Linked DNA regions of Mus musculus: region 1 is linked to region 2. Evidence: chromatin loops called from intact Hi-C (ENCODE). Cell type or tissue: left cerebral cortex. All regions are shown on one strand.

Region 1 (8,000 bases), 150 kb before region 2:
GCCTACTGGGGATGCCACAGTGAGAAAGAGAGACACTGGGAAAGGGATAGGGCTGGAGAGATGGAAAATGCCTGGCAAGCCAGACAGGCTGAGGGTATTAGCCAAGCTAGAAGGGGGGATGGGAGGTACTCTGAAAGCATCACCTAAGTGGGGACTAAATCAGAAATCATCCCATACAGGCCAACTCCAGGTAAGTAAGAAGACCACATAGAGCAGCTGTCAAAGGACATAACCTTCCAATGAGACATAAGGGCTTCCTAGCATAAAGTAAGACACACTGAGGAGGAGGAGGAGGAGGAGGAGGAGGAGGACGACGACGACGACGACGACGACAACGACGACGAGGGAGAAGAGGAGGAGGAGGAGGAGACACAGGAAGCCAGAGAGACTAGACAGGAGTTATTTACTTAAGAGTAACTCCTAAAAGAAGTAGTCAGAATTCGAACAGTACCATTTTAAATGGAAACCGTTAATTTCTACTACCAAACAAGGCACTACAAAGCATTAAGTTATATATAAACTAAATTATTATATTCTCTATACATCTGATTAGCAGTAAGTATATAAAACCTTAACAAAGGCATTACAAATACTGATCACATATCAAAGTTCTTATATATAATAATGAAATTGTAAGCCAGGTAGTAGTTGCCCATACCTTTAATATAAGCACTCAAGAGACAGAGGTAGGTGGGTCTCTGTGAGTTCAAGACCAGCCTGGTCTACAGATCGAGTTCTAGGATAGCCAGGACTACACAGAGAAACCCTGTCTCAAAACAAAACAAAACACAAAAGGAGGAGGAGGGCAATGAGGAGGAAGAAAAATTGTTTTTAAATATCAATATCAAAAGCTAATAAAATTATAACAAGACACAAAGTTAAAAGGCAAAATATAGGCAGAAAAATTACAAACAAAATAGATTGACTGTTAATAATGTTAACACAAACATTTGAAAACTAGTCAGGAAATGCAATAAAAATAAATTAAAACAGACAAATAAAAAGATACCTAGTAAGCACCTGAGGACAGCCCTGCTTGGGAGCAGTCAGCATCACAGAAAGCTTTAAAGATCACTTTGTAACTTTCAAGCAAAGTAACGTATTTCAAAATTCAGAGCTATAAAAATAGAAAATGCATTCTCAAATGCTATAAAAAATGAAAACCAGCATTGTCATGGTATTCATCCTCTGTACTTGGCTTTCTTCTATGTCCTGGACATTGCAAACATATAGAAGGGTATGTAGAATATTGAAAATTCCTTACTGTGACAATCCAAAAATAGATATTTCTGAATTTACAGAATGACTTTAGAACATTTCTTTTAAAAAATGAAAATTGCCAAATCCAATTAAAACTCAAGATTTTTTCCTCCAGAGGAAATTATTAAAATTAGTAAATATCTTGGTAACCTCTTTTAATGAAAAATTAGAACAGAATTGTAATATGGTTGAGTAATATATTATTCTTAATTGTAATATTCCTCCTGTAGTGATCTACATCTAGGAAATAACAGAGCTATAAACAATATTTGTAAATAAACATAATAAACCTATTTCTATGATGCTATTTATGTAGGGTATGTGTCTATAATCCCAGGGAAGGAGGTAGACACCAGCTCAGGTGTCAGAACAATGTACACAGGTGAAAATACACCTTGCCAGATGAGGCCATCTATAGCCAGCTCTAAAAGGCTCTAAAAGAACAATTATATGTCACATGGTCTCTACGCTGGGTGAAAAAAGTACCATATCGCACACACAGATTAAACAAGTTAAGAATCAGCCATACTATTCAACAATTAAGAAAGAGAGAACCCAGATATAAGCAGTATTAATAAATCTCAAAACAGAGCAAGAAAACCATCGGTTACAGTAAAAGAAGCCAGAGAGATTATGTGCAGCACATATTTATATGACAGAACTAATCTGTGGCAAGAGATTGAAGATCACTTCTGGCAAAGGGTGTGTTGTGAGCATGGAAATCTAAGGGAACCCTGCCATGATGGCAAATCCATCAAGACACACTTAGGTTAAAAGTCAGTGAAGAGAGAACAGATGCATACATACATGAGGTCATCAAGATATACACTGATGATCTGTGCATTTTATTGTACATATACACATGTATTACAGAACAACTCAATTTCCATTAAATATGTTTATACACAAAGAATAATTTAAAGTAAATCAAAATATTTACAGTAGCGAGCTCTAGGGTAGCAAGATATTTCTATTTCTTTACCATCTAGCATTTTCTACATTCCCTATGATTAGTTTTGTATAAGTTTTACAATAAGGATTGTGGTGGTTTGAATAAAAATGACCCCCATAGGTCTATAGGGAAAAGGCACCATTAAGAGGAGTGGCCTTGTTGGAGTAAGTTGCTGGAGGAACCATATTACTGACTCTTCCTGCTGCCTGTAGATCAAGATGTTTGTAAGCCAGCCCCAATTAATGCTTCTCTTTATAAGAGTAGCTGTGGTCATGGTGACTCTTCACAGCAATAGAACCCCTCACAAGAAAAGAGATCCTGTTTTTATTTTGAAATTTCTACACTCTTGTAAAGTTGCACTTGAACTATCACAACTGTGCCATATGCAACAAAGACTTAGTAAAGCCTCTCCAAAGAAGTTGCTATAAATCACAAAAATGCAAGGCCATTAACGCAGTCATCAAGTCAGGAAAGGCAGACACCAAGTGTACTGTGGTGAGGGAGTGAGAATGCTGCATGGCGGGTCCCGAGGCTTGTGTACATTAGCAAAGAAAGCTTCTGAGGCTACAGAGTTTTGTTTCTGTTCTGCCTTTAACTTCCAACACACTTGGTGAGTCTGGTTTATCTAAACTCCCAAGATGCCCAAGGTCAATTGTGTTCACAATGCAAATATCCTTAGAATGTCAAAAACGTCTGCAATATGCATAAAATAGTAAATAAGAACAAAACCAAAGAAGACATACAAACCTCTGATTGTACATGCCCCGGAAGTTGTAGTTAGCTCTATAATTTGGGAATGGCTTTGGATCTAGTGGCCTGTAGATGGCAGGCTCTCCCCTTTTCATAGCGAGCCCATTCAGTTCCACAGTTGGAGTTATACTACCTGTTTAAAAACATTAGAGATACACAGGTGAAACATTGTCACAACAAACCACACCAGCTAGACTTCAATTAGTAATCTCTGAAGGAGGGGGAGTGGAAGGCCTCTCCACACAGTTCTCTAATTAATATAAACAAAGTTTAAACTAAGTTTTAGCATTTTCTGTACTTAAAAAATTCAACTGTATAGTCATATTATTTAAAACCAAATAGTAACTAGTTTGGATATCAATTTTATAAATACCCCAGAAATGTATGCATATTTAATCATTAAAAATATCACCTGTTAATAATTTTATTTATTTATTCATTGCTAATCAAGGAAGTAAACATTAGCAATTAATACAGGGTTAGCAGTAATGCTTTGACTTATCTGATGATAATCTGTGGGTGAGACTTTCAAAACCTAAAATGCCATCTAATCCCAGGAAATACCAAAAAAACAAACAAAACCCATACAGTCAGTACCTATAAAACCCACCAATGTGCCACCAGATGCCTAAGCATCACAATATAAACCACTCAACAATAAAGCAGACCAGACCCGCTTGCTTTCACTCTCTTCCTTTCCTTGTTTACTTTTTAACATAACAAAACGGTGTGTATTCTGCCCTACCTTTCATTTAAGAAAATAAGATATAAGCATTTATTTGCTTTTTTTAAGCATAAAGCCAAAACTGAGATTTTATTCATAATTACACAAAAATTTCCGGGGGTGGGGGGGAGAGAAACCACTAAAATACAAAGGAAACACAATCTAATTGTGAACTGAGTTTGTGATTTAATGAGAAGGAAATTTTTAACTAATTTTTAAAAATACCAATGAGATTTACTCAAAAAAAAAAAACAGAACAAAACAATCTCAAACTGTTTTCCATATTCATATTACCAGAAGTATGAATTTTAATAGTAACATACTTTAAATTCAAATAAAATTAAACCAAAATAGAGACAAATATTTTTAAAGAAAAAAAAAAAACACAAGTGCACTAAAACTAAACTAAACTGATGGCCTTAACTGTGCAAGTTAATTATTTTAAACGACTTTAAAGACAGCAAAATATTTGTAGCCTAAAGAAAAGGAAATTGAGAAATATTTCTAGCAAACATGCTACTGATGTCAGTACTATTATTACATTATTATACATCCAAAGATAGGTGCAAAACAAATTAAAGTACAAATAACTGTGTTTATGTTAGAATCAGATAATGAAATGTAAAAATCAAATACATGAATTAATCTAAAATATGAATCAAACGTGTAAGTATCTGATGTATCTCTCTCTAAAAACAAAAAGCAGAAGAAAGGTGGTGAGACTGTGGCAGGCTGCTGGCGTAGTGTGCTCAGAGCCTTGGGTTTGATCCCAACGCCATCTGAAGCAGGAATGGTAGTACATGCCTGCAATCCTAGTGCCTGGAAGTATACAAGAAGAGCAGACATTCAAGCTCATCTAAGCAACACACTGACGTAAAAGCCAGCCTGGGCTCTACCACAAAAGTAAATATAAAAAAACTTTAAAGGAATATGGTATTTCCCAGCTCTATCTACTTAAGAGAGGCCAAGCAATGTGTTAGTAACGAAGGCAGCCAGCACATCGAGTGTAGCTTATAAGTGTCACTCCCCATTTAAAGCATGCACACTCCCACAGGAACATCCTTGGAGACATGGCGGATTCCAGGTCTGCACATGATGCTAATGAAGGGAAAGGATCAAACCCTTACCTTGCCTTTCCTGAATAAACCGTATTTGGAATAAGATGGTAAAAAAGAGGAACGTTCATCATATTAGCTGGGATTCCAGCAAAAGGAATGAAGTCCGCCCTCCCTCCCCCTCCCCCCACCAAAAAACAACCAACCACCAGTTTGTTAACTGGTGATAAAATACTAGATATTCTAGACAACAGCAGCACACTGCTACTGTCACCTATCCTAACGTTACTGGAACTTGCTAACTGATTAACTGGACCAATAGCACCAGAGGCCATGGATCAATCTTAAAATCAAGAGACCACCAGAAAATGTCTTCTGATCCAGTGCACCAAGGCGAGCATTGCCCACTGGGGAGCACTGCCAGGGACATCAAGCCTGAAGCCATGCAGCCTTGTTTTCAGTTTTAGGTCCAGAAAAGGCTCTACGACACACAGGTGGGCAGTTGGCGAAGACAGCATGCAGGAAACTACACAGAACTCACGACCCAGTCCAGCAAGCAACCTGCACGCAGAGCAAAGCTGGGAAAGCTCGTCTGTAGAGCAAAAGCAATAAGAAGATCTCTTCTATTCTTCACTAGAACAAGCCAACTCGGAAAGAAATGAACAGCAAGGAGAATCTGCACATTTTTAAATTATTAAAATTAGTATTTTCTTTGCTTGATACTGTGAAGAGCCTTTGCCTTAAAAAGTATTTTTTTATGACAAAGTAAAAACTAATTTGATTTAAAATATTCTAGGGTCAGATGCTTCTGCCTGTAACCCCAGTACTCAGAAAGCTGAGGCAGGAGGATGTGAATTCAGGGCCATAATGACTAGGTTGGGTGTCTTATCTCCCACATGTGTGTGTGCCTCAGGCAGCAGGTGACTGAGAGCTAAGACTAGGTGCATGAGCCCACCAGTGGACAGACAGCAGGGCCTTCCAATAGCTTCTACATAGGTGAAAAGGGTTTTGGAGGTGGTGGTTTGGCTTGGGTTTGGTTTTGGTTTTTTTGTTTGTTTTTTAATTTTGTAGCAAAAAGACACAATGTAACATTGGGTCAAGCTTTATTTTAAATATTAAAATAGATTATTTAATTAAACATATGTGCATATACATATATATGAAACCTATATATTGAGTGAAATTTAACAAAAAATCTGTACCATTTGTTTGAAATATGCCTTTTAGACTATCTACTTAATATTTCCTTTATTACTCAGAGTAGCAATTACTTATTTGATTAAATAGCAATTCAACTAGTTTAAATCCCTAAAATATATATATACACAGACACACATACATACATACATATATGATAGTAAAGAAAAGCGAAGGGAAAGGGAGGCTTTTTTTCTCTCTCCCTCTTTCTATGCGTTCCTGGGGGTAAAGGGAAATACACAGATGGCAGCATGAGCTCAGTGGTGTAGATGTGAAGACTCACATGATCCCCATCCTACTCAACAACATTCCATCATCTCAGGCCTCTCTCCAGGCACTACACAGCACCCTTAGCGACTCACCTGACTCCTGGTGTGACCAATCTGTTTGCATCTTCTTGACAGATAAAGAAACACCACTTTTGTCTTGCTTCTTTCTGCATTCATTGCATATATCAGGAGTTTTTAATATTTTATCATTGAATGAAATCAACAATATGTGTTTGTTTGCCTTACTAACAGTAAAGGAGCAGTATTTATGAGGTCATCTTGGATATTTCTAAATAGGCCACATGATGGTTACTACTCAGTGACTGTGGATACTGATCTAGAGGCAGGGGTGTGGGTCATCCAGCTGACTTCTTTAAATGTACAGGAAGCTGCCCAACAATCTTCCATAGACTTTAACAATAAAGTATAATCCGTGTCTTTAAGTTTACATTTCAAATGTCATAAGGATTTCAGTTTAACAAGTACAATATTTATCAGAATCAAGACTTATGAACTACTTGAATTAAATGGTTTTGTTTGTTTGTTTGTTTGTTTGTTTTGTTGTTTTGGTGGTGCTGGTGGTGTTTTGGTGGAAGCTGAATTGGTGGTGGTGGTGGTTTGGTTTTTGTTGTTGTTGTTGTTGTTGTTGTTTTTGAAGTGAAGCCCTGGCTGGCCTAAATTTTCAAATCCCTTCCTTATCTTCCAGAGTAAGTCATCATCCCAGAAAAACTTATGACATTTTGAATTCCTTTACATAATAACTATTCATCCACAAGTAGAAAAAAATTCAAATGGGGGACTTAAAAGACCCCACCCTAAAGCTAAGGCAATAAATAAGAATCCAATATATTTAAAAATCCCAAGTAGGGGCAGTTAATGTGAGGTGATGCACACACAGTACTGGGGTATACTACATCTACCGCATCACAAACTGTATGTTAGCATAGGTAAAGTATTCTAGCCATCTGACTTAAACGAAAGAAACTCATACAATGTCTGACTTCTCACTTCTGACTAGAAGCGAGAGTACTGCACTCTCCTCAGTGGTATTGGAAGCTGGATTTTGTGGAGCGGAAGCAGAAGGGAGCCTGTGGCACAAGTGAAAGAACCAGGCTCTCGCCACAGGAGCTAAGAGGAGCCTCTGAGAGATGGTCAGCTCTCATGTTCTGAGTGTGAGAGAATCCACTACACAAAGAGGATGACTACTCAAGGTTTCTCAGGTATTAGAGGCTATATGCTTGGTGCTGCAAACACATCTACACTGGGAATTCTTGGATTCTTTTTTAATATTCTCTATTTTATGTACAGGTGAGTGAGCAGTGGATGAGAGCGATGGCGCCACACAGCGTCAGAGGGTAACTGACACGAGCTGCTTCTCTCCTCCCTCCATGCGGATCCCAAGAACTTACCTTCAGCTGCTGGGCTTGGTGACAAGTGCCTTTTACCCACTGCACCATCTCACAGGTCCAGGTTTCAGTAAACATTTTAACTGATACATAATCATACATATTTATGGGTATCTTATAATATTTTGATATAGCTTTAGATCTATTAAAGAGATATCAGTGCTAACTATTAAAAAGTTCAATAACTAGGTATATAGTCATACATAATAATTTTGAATTTCTATACATAAGTGAAAAAGGCCACTACTAGTTTTTTTAAATAGTTTTTTTTTATTATTGGGTATTTATTTCATTTACATTTCCAATGCTATCCCAAAAGTCCCCCACCCACCCACTCCCACTTCTTGGCCCTGTCATTCCCCTGTACTGAGGCATATAAAGTTTGCA
Region 2 (8,000 bases):
CCAGCCTGACATGAGTATATCTTTCTGCTCAAATGTCAAGTTTATTCTAATGCTGTAGTAAAAGGGACAGCTTCCAACATAATAAAAGAGAGCTTTTGGCTAACTTTTACAATAACTTCGATAAAACAATGTCTTTCTTTCCCTATTAAATATCTTTTGCAGTGTTTAGACTTAATTAACTATTTAGACTAATGAAGATGAGAGATTAAGAGAACTCCTTCTACTGAGGCTGATTAAGAGCTGCATCATTTAAGAAAGGTCTAGCCAGAAAGTAGTAGCAAGTGTGATGGAAAACCTAGACTGCTGGGAAGAAAACAGCCCATTCACTTAACACTTCTAATGCTTATATACTTAGCTGTCAGCTGACCCTTCCAGTGCCCTTAGGAGTTCACATCAACGGTAATTTGAATCATCAACGACAAAAAGGCTATTTGGGGGCTGGAGAAATGGCTCAGGGGTTAAGAGCACTGACTTCTCTTCCAGAGGTCTTGAGTTCAAATCCCAGCAACCACATGGTGGCTCACAACGGATGCCCTCTTCTGGTGTCTCTTAAAACAGCTACAGTGTACTTATATATAATAAATAAATCTTTAAATTGAAAAAAACAAAACAAAACAAAACAAAAAACTGTTTGGGTGCAATTTGTTAACTATTCCAAGATTGTCCTGATACAATTTTGAGAAAATCTCTTTAAAAAATAGGATTACAAAATAGAGCTGTGTATTTCTTTTTGTGTTACCTAGCATTCAGTAGGGAGGGGGAAAAAATGAAGCATCTAATAAATGCTTAATTTTATATTCACAGAAATCTGACTCTTAAATTATCATCACAGTTAAGCCTATCATACAAGAATTCTACTAAAAATAGTTTATCGATAGCAGCAAACCAGAAAGTGAGTGGAATGATGGAGGCAGACGGAGCAACGGTTCCTCTCTGGCACTTGGGAGTAAAACATTCCATGTAAATGCAAACAAAAGCTAATGATCATCGCTAATGACCATCAGGCCATGCAAGAGCAATGAGCAGACAATCTCCAGGGACCATCTCCATGGCACTATATGCAAACCCTGTGGTCATCACCTCACTGTGAGGAATCATAGGCATATAGAAGCCCTTGTAAGAACAAACTGCTCTGTCCCCCAGATGAAAAGCTTTGTGTGTGCATGTGTGTGTGCACATGTGTGTGTATATGTATGTACTTGCACACTTGGGGAAGCAATATTGAAGTAATAAATGAAGAAGACTCAAAACAACGTCTACAGTTAAACAAAGCTTGATTACACCTTGAGAATTCAGAAGAAAGTAAAGTTAAAGTGATGTGAAGGCAGCTGGAGAGACACTCAGCAGTGAAGAGCACTGGCTGCTCTTGCAGAGGACCCTTGGAGCACCTTCATGATGCCTCACAATCATCTATAACTCCAGCTCCAGGGAAGTCAATGCTCTCTTCTGGCCTCCACAGGTACCAGGCATGCTCATAGTGTACAGACATACATGGAGGTAAAACACCCATACATATAAAAAATAATGTATTTGCAAAGTGTTGTTAAAAATGCATGCATCATATTTCATCTAAAATAGTTGTTTTGCACGTTTTAATATTTTTTTCTTCCTTTCTTTTGTTAAAGATTTTATTTACTTTATTTTTATGACTACACTGTAGCTATCTTCAGACACACACCAGAAGAGGGCATCAGATCCCATTACGGATGGTTGTGAGCCACCATGTGGTTGCTGGGAATTGAACTCAGGACCTCTGGAAGAGGAGCCAGTGCTCTTAACCACTGAGCCATCTCTCCAGCCCGCATTTTAGTATTTCTGAATGGGATACTGAGCATGCTTAGCTGCTCAACCATCTTGGTGTACTTTGCCCCACTCAAAAACAGACCTCTTCTGAATTAACACTGATACTTATTTAATGAACTTATTTATTTATTATTTATTTAGAAACTTATTTAGTAAAACAGTGACTCTGGGTGTTACTGATTATAAATTTATTGTTTAAAATTAAAGGATTATCGTAAAGATTCTCTAAATTCTAATTAAGAAAACAGTAGTGGATTTACTCTGGAGAACAAAAAAACAATCTGCTAAGGACACATGTACAACCCCAGAGCTCCTACTTTAAAGATATCTAAAATTTAACTCACACCATTTTTCATCTGGTCTTTTCCCCACTTCCATTAGAGACAGAATCTGTAGATGAATAAAGGAAAACAGAACAAAAGGTTCCAGAAATTCTACTGGTGAATGGTGTGCCTCCTTCAATCTAACCACTAAGATAGGAAAACTCTGGATTCTAGGAAATTCTGAGAAATGCTGCCTTGGATGGGAAGCAGGGTAAGGCGATTTTTATTTCTAACTTTCCCACTGTGAAATTTAAAAACAGGAACGTGCTGTACACTTTTACTCTGTGCTTGTTTATGGAAATAAAATTCAGATTAAAAACATGTACACAAATGTCCTGTTTAAAAATGATTAAATGACAGCTATAGCCTAGTTACTGCCCACATTGCTAGCATGTTGTATATTCAATAAACTATAAATTAGAAATATAAAACATTGACTTTGACCTCTAGTCTATTTAGAATGAAAGATAAAATAACAAAAAAGTCATCCACCGTCATTTAAAAACAAAAAGCATGGGTCCTCCTTCAAATACAGCTAATTATATGTTGAAACTGTTAACCTCCCTATGCTTAAAGAGGAGACATTACCTGGAGTGACTGTTGCAAGTCCTACCTTTTCTTTGCAGCTGGAAAGCATGCTGATAATGCTGAGACAGACTGACTGCACTGAGAGCGCCGGGGACCAGTCTTCTGTTAGAATGGATAAACAGATATGACCATTGCTATACACATGAGGATGAATGGGAATATTTTCACCAGTAAACATGACCTAAGAAAAAAATGAAATTCCATTAACGCTCAATATTCTCTATTAAAAACCTAAAATATTCTCCACATTTAACAAGTATTATTTTAAGGCATAAAATAAAAACAAACAAATAGATCTCAGGAGCAAATGCTCCCCCATTACCAACAATTCAGTACCAACCTCACTGCATAAATCACCATGCAGTGGGAGGAGCCCACAGGCTGTTTCATAGATTGCACTGAAAATGGTACTAGAAAATGGTAAACTCCAGTTATAAGAATGTTGGGTTTTTTTTTTTTTCAAATTCTACTCAGTCCCCACTAAATACTCATTATTCATCTTTAATTCCAGCAGTTGGCAAGCAGAGGCAGGTGATTCTCAGGCACTGTGAGGCCAGTCCGGACTACACAGTAAGTTCCAAGCTAGCCCGGGCTACACACTGAAAGCATATTTAAAAAAACAAATGCAACGAAACAAGACCAAAAAACCAAATAAATAAAAAACAAAACAAAAAACAAAATGCACTAAAATTCTAAAGTATTTAATTCTGATACTATAACAAAAACCAAATCAAACCTGTTCAGGTGAAATAGAAAATAATAAGGCAGAGTCTAATTGGCTGCTGTTTGCGTCTTCCTCTGTCTACTCCCTCAAGTCGTTGCCCCTTTGCCTTACCTCAGCACAACTGTAATGGCCTTCCTCTGTCCTAACACTTCAAGTAGAGCACCTAAGCATCCAGAGAGGAAAGAGAAGATGTCTGCATGTCTTACAATTCCATTATGCACTTCCCAAGACAACTCAAAGGCAGCAGCAGCAGACTTAGGAACACCTATACGTGGGCCTCTCTCTACTCTGCAATGCTAGACAAAGAACTTGGGCCCACAGACATGCTACGTAGCATGTAAGTGCTCTACTCTGAGCCACAGCTCTAAGAGAAATCACTTGATTTTACATAAAATTCAAATTAAAATAATTCCCTAATCTTCAAGTCAATTTTATAAGGTAGTAATACCATTAGTTCTGTCGTTTTAGCGGTTGCTCCTACCTAGTGATCACACTGTAAAAAGTCCACCACCAGCATCACTTGAGTGAGGGTCTGGTTAAGAATTCACAGTCAGGCTCAGTGTGGCAGAAGACCACCACAGGGGCACCTTCTGCAAAGTCTGAGGTAAGGAATTTTACTTGAGCCTAGAAGTTCAAAGCTATTTTGGGAAAATAGCAAAACTTTCTCTCAAACAAACACTAACAACAATCATAAGTATAAATTCAAAGTTGCCAATTCAGAACCATGAGTCCCTACATAAAACCCAACAGTTCTCAACCTAGATGAACAGACTCTCTCAATCCTTGCAAAACACCAGCTACAGCAAAATAGCAAGGAGAAGCCAAAGTCTAAATTATGACATAACTGATAAAACACTTGTTGGTCTATAGAAAATAGTCAATGAAATCCACCTACCTAGAGTGAGGTATGTCCACATTCAATATAGAATAGATATTGTGAAGTTAAAATAAGCTAAGGCTTTTATAGCTATTTTAAACATATAGCCACAAATCTGATTTTACTAAGATTCTTAGAAACAGTCATATTAACAAGCCAATTACCCATGCAGTTGGCAGTCTGCTAACATTTTAAGTATTACTAGCATGCAATACTCAGTAAAAGAATCACTTTCAAACTTGCTTTCCTAAGCGTTTAAGATCTGGCCACCCACGTCCACCCTCCCCACAGAAGGAAGGTAGAAACAGCACGCCAAGCGTCACGATGAGAGACATCAGTTCCTTGTCTAGCATGACCGCATGGGCTGTTTGCCTGTGAACAGCTGTTCTAGGAAATGCCATTCATTCAGCTGAGATCATTGCTCTTGCCCTAAAAACACCAGCTTTGAACAGTCTTCAATTCTACATTTTCTGAGTCTACTCACAACTGCTTTTTAGTGGAATTTTAGAAGTATGAACCACAGCTTATCACTACATATTTATTTGTAGACTGTGTTACACATGTCTAAAACAGGGATTTACAAATGCCACAGAATACAGATCAGCAGTGTTTTCACTGAGAAGAGAGGCAATACCTTGAGAATTTACTCCCTGGTCACAATTCCTTTTAAAAAGTATCCTCGTCCCAAAGGTCTCTTAATTAAGAAGTCTATGAAAATTGTGCTTTGAAAGTGCCAACAGTAAAAACCTGTCAACTTTTTAACATGGCTATCAACAATCACCAATCATCATAGGCAACCAGATACAAGGGTCCTGACAACTGACTACTCATTCCCAGAGCAAAGGAGAAGCAGTATTCTCCTTGGAAAAACATTGTTACCAATGTCCACGAGCCAGGAACTGGGTACCTACCTAAAGGAAATGCAGACGGAAGAGACAGTGGTGAGGGTGAGAGAGGGAAGCTATGGTGAAAGCAGCAGAGGTCTACAAGCAGAGCAGAGGGCAAGACTGAAGCAGCTAGAACAGCACAGAGACCCAACAAAAATCAAACCGAGTCCTCTGCTGGCTGCAGTGGTTCCCATCTATAATTCCAAAAAGCTGTGGCAGGATAGGATCTTGGGCTATGTAGTAAGACCTTGTCTTAAGAAACCAACTGAAGACAAAATTAATTAATCTCAATCAGGCTTTTAACATATTCCATACATAGCAAATGCAGCCAGCATGAACTTGAAGTAACCAGACATATGTAAAAGGCATTACAGGTCTTCTCCGTTCCCACAGAGAGCTTTAGAGTGCTCGCTGCCACTCCGGCTCTCCACCTACTGTGGGAGAGTAACTGAGGTTAAAGGCTCAATGTAAGCACTGTTTTCCATCTTACTTACTACCAAGTACAGATCAAAGGAGAAACTGGACATTTCTGTTTAACTCGGGCGAACAGGTATTAGAAACTCAAAATGTTGTTTGTGGGAATGTAAAAGTAAACTGGGGTTGCCCTATGTAGCTGATAAAACTGTCTAGGACTGACTGATACAACAAGATCATTGAATACAAGTGATCGGAAACGACAATTCATTTTGGCCTCAGGTCAAAACTAGTTATACAATCATACTGTTCCAAGTTAACTGAAAACTATATATATATATTCCATGCTGCAGAACCCCACTGAGGAAATGGCATTTCAGCGAGGAAGTAAAGGTTCAACTCTAGGATTTAGAATTAGAACTTTGTCTCTGTATTTTTAATAACTTCCTTATTCTTGTAGCTCATTTTCAAAAGTAGACAAGAACTAAGATGTAAGTATCCTCAAGATAATTTTGGAAGCATATATACCTAGTTCACATCCAGTCTAAAAATTTAATCAGGCCAATCTTGGAATAACTTGAGTATTACAAATATAGACCCGACTGAAGTCCAAACTGAAAGACATTAGAGTGATAAAAACCTACACAGACTATCAACAATTACCACTCAGGTTAGGGAGAAAAAAGAGGCCATGAGATCTCCCTGTCACCTAGGCTAGTCACGAACCTCTGGACATAAGCATTTCTTCTACAGCAGATTTAAAAGTACCTGACTCATTACTCAAATCTGACAGACTCTAACAACAGTTTGATCTGACAGCTACCAATATCTATAATAATCTAATATAAAGCAACTACAACTAGACATTTAACTATATACTGCAGTATGTTTACAGTTTACTAAAGTCTTGACATTATTACTAAGAAAAAAGGGATGGAGTTCAGGTAATTTTCATTTATAAAATTCAAAAAATTTCCCAAGATAAAGTAAAATAATTAAAGATCTCACAGCACTTATTTACAAAGAAGATACAACAGTGTTTCATGAGCAGCTTGAAAAAGAAAAATATTACCTAATATATGTCAAGTTAGATCCAAACAGTATACACACATGAACAAAACAAAATCTACAGGAAGGGCAGCGCAGTGGTGGTTCACCTGTGAAAGTCAACCAAACGCCAAATTGTAATTATAAAAACACGTCTATCAGTCATTTAGGTACTAAAGCTTCCTGTCAGGGACAACATAAGACAAGATTTTCTCCTGTGGTCAGTATAACCAGGCTGGTGGCCTACACCTGTAATCCTAGCACACGGGAGGTAGAACCAGGAAGAGCCATGCTCCAGATCCTCCCTTGGGACAGAGAACAAGTTCAAGGCCTGCCTAGTATACATAATGCCATGTCTCAAGCAACAATATTAAAATGTAAATAAAACATAAAAGTGTAATATCTGATATAGAAAAGTTAGGATTAATAACTGACAAAAGTGAGGTCATATAAATACAGGTAACACACAGGTATATTGGGTTTTTTAGGAATGAATGTTTATATCTGTGACAAGAAGAGGCCATGTCTCAAACAACCAAAAGTAAATAAAGAAAATTTAGAAGTGTAACATATGATATAGCAAAGTTAGGATTAATAATAACCTACAAAATAGCTACAAGATCATAAACATAGAGGTAAAATTACAGAGCGATTAGGTTGTATTTAGGAGTGTGTGTGTGTGTGTGTGTGTGTGTGTGTGTGTGTGTGTGTGTGTGAGACAAGCAGACAGAAGAAAAAGAGGGCACAAATTTGAGAAAAAGAGGCAAGGGGGCATGGGAGGAGATGAAGGAAGGAAAAAGAAAGGGAACATGTGATGTAATTACAATTTTAAAAATAGTACAAAAATAACTGGGAATTGAAATGTCATGAGTTTTCAATGCAGAGTTCTCCTGTTAGCATACCAACATTATCTCATTAGCACCTATGGTAATAGTTTTCCACTTTTCCATGATTATCATCACCATGTAGACAAAATTCTTTATGTGTTTGTATGTGTGTGTATATGCATATTTATTTTTATTTTCTGGGTATGGTGTTTTGTCTGCATGTACATCTGTCTGTGTACCATATGTAGACACTGCCTGTGAAAGCCAGAAGAGGTTGCTGGGTCTCCTGGGACTGGATTTCCTGACAGATGTGAATCACTAGGTAGTTGCTTAGAGTGGAACCCAGGTCCTCTGCAAGAGCATACAGTGCACTTAACCACTGAAACACCTCTCCAGCTGCCAAAGATAAACTTCCTAAAAACAAATGAATGTAAATTTGGAAAGTTAACTATCCCTTTGTCATTCATTAATGTCCACACTCCTCACTCATTCTAGTATCTCAGTGTTCTT

The links. Hi-C counts contacts between places; a loop is a spot of excess contacts. Peaks named below come from ENCODE experiments on the same cell type or tissue, not always from the same donor. Only the 100,000 strongest peaks of a DNase experiment are listed, where the experiment ranks them.
Region 1: it touches region 2 in a loop (2.4-fold over the local background); 5 of 42 quality-filtered maps call a loop at or near these places.

The regions. Positions count from the first base shown.
Region 1 is chr1:16,437,364-16,445,363 of GRCm38, forward strand. Stau2 (staufen double-stranded RNA binding protein 2) reads right to left here. Exons shown (of 14, transcript NM_025303.3): 5 at 2,960-3,095. Among named protein-coding and RNA genes, the nearest start is that of Stau2, 78 kb to the right of the region's middle. In left cerebral cortex, a CTCF peak has its summit at 3,034 (motif pointing right); a DNase peak (open chromatin) is centred at 3,053.
Region 2 is chr1:16,582,537-16,590,536 of GRCm38, forward strand. Ube2w (ubiquitin-conjugating enzyme E2W (putative)) reads right to left here. Exons shown (of 6, transcript NM_025773.4): 4 at 2,740-2,895. Among named protein-coding and RNA genes, the nearest start is that of Ube2w, 33 kb to the right of the region's middle. In left cerebral cortex, no CTCF peak of the experiment used is centred here; a DNase peak (open chromatin) is centred at 4,621.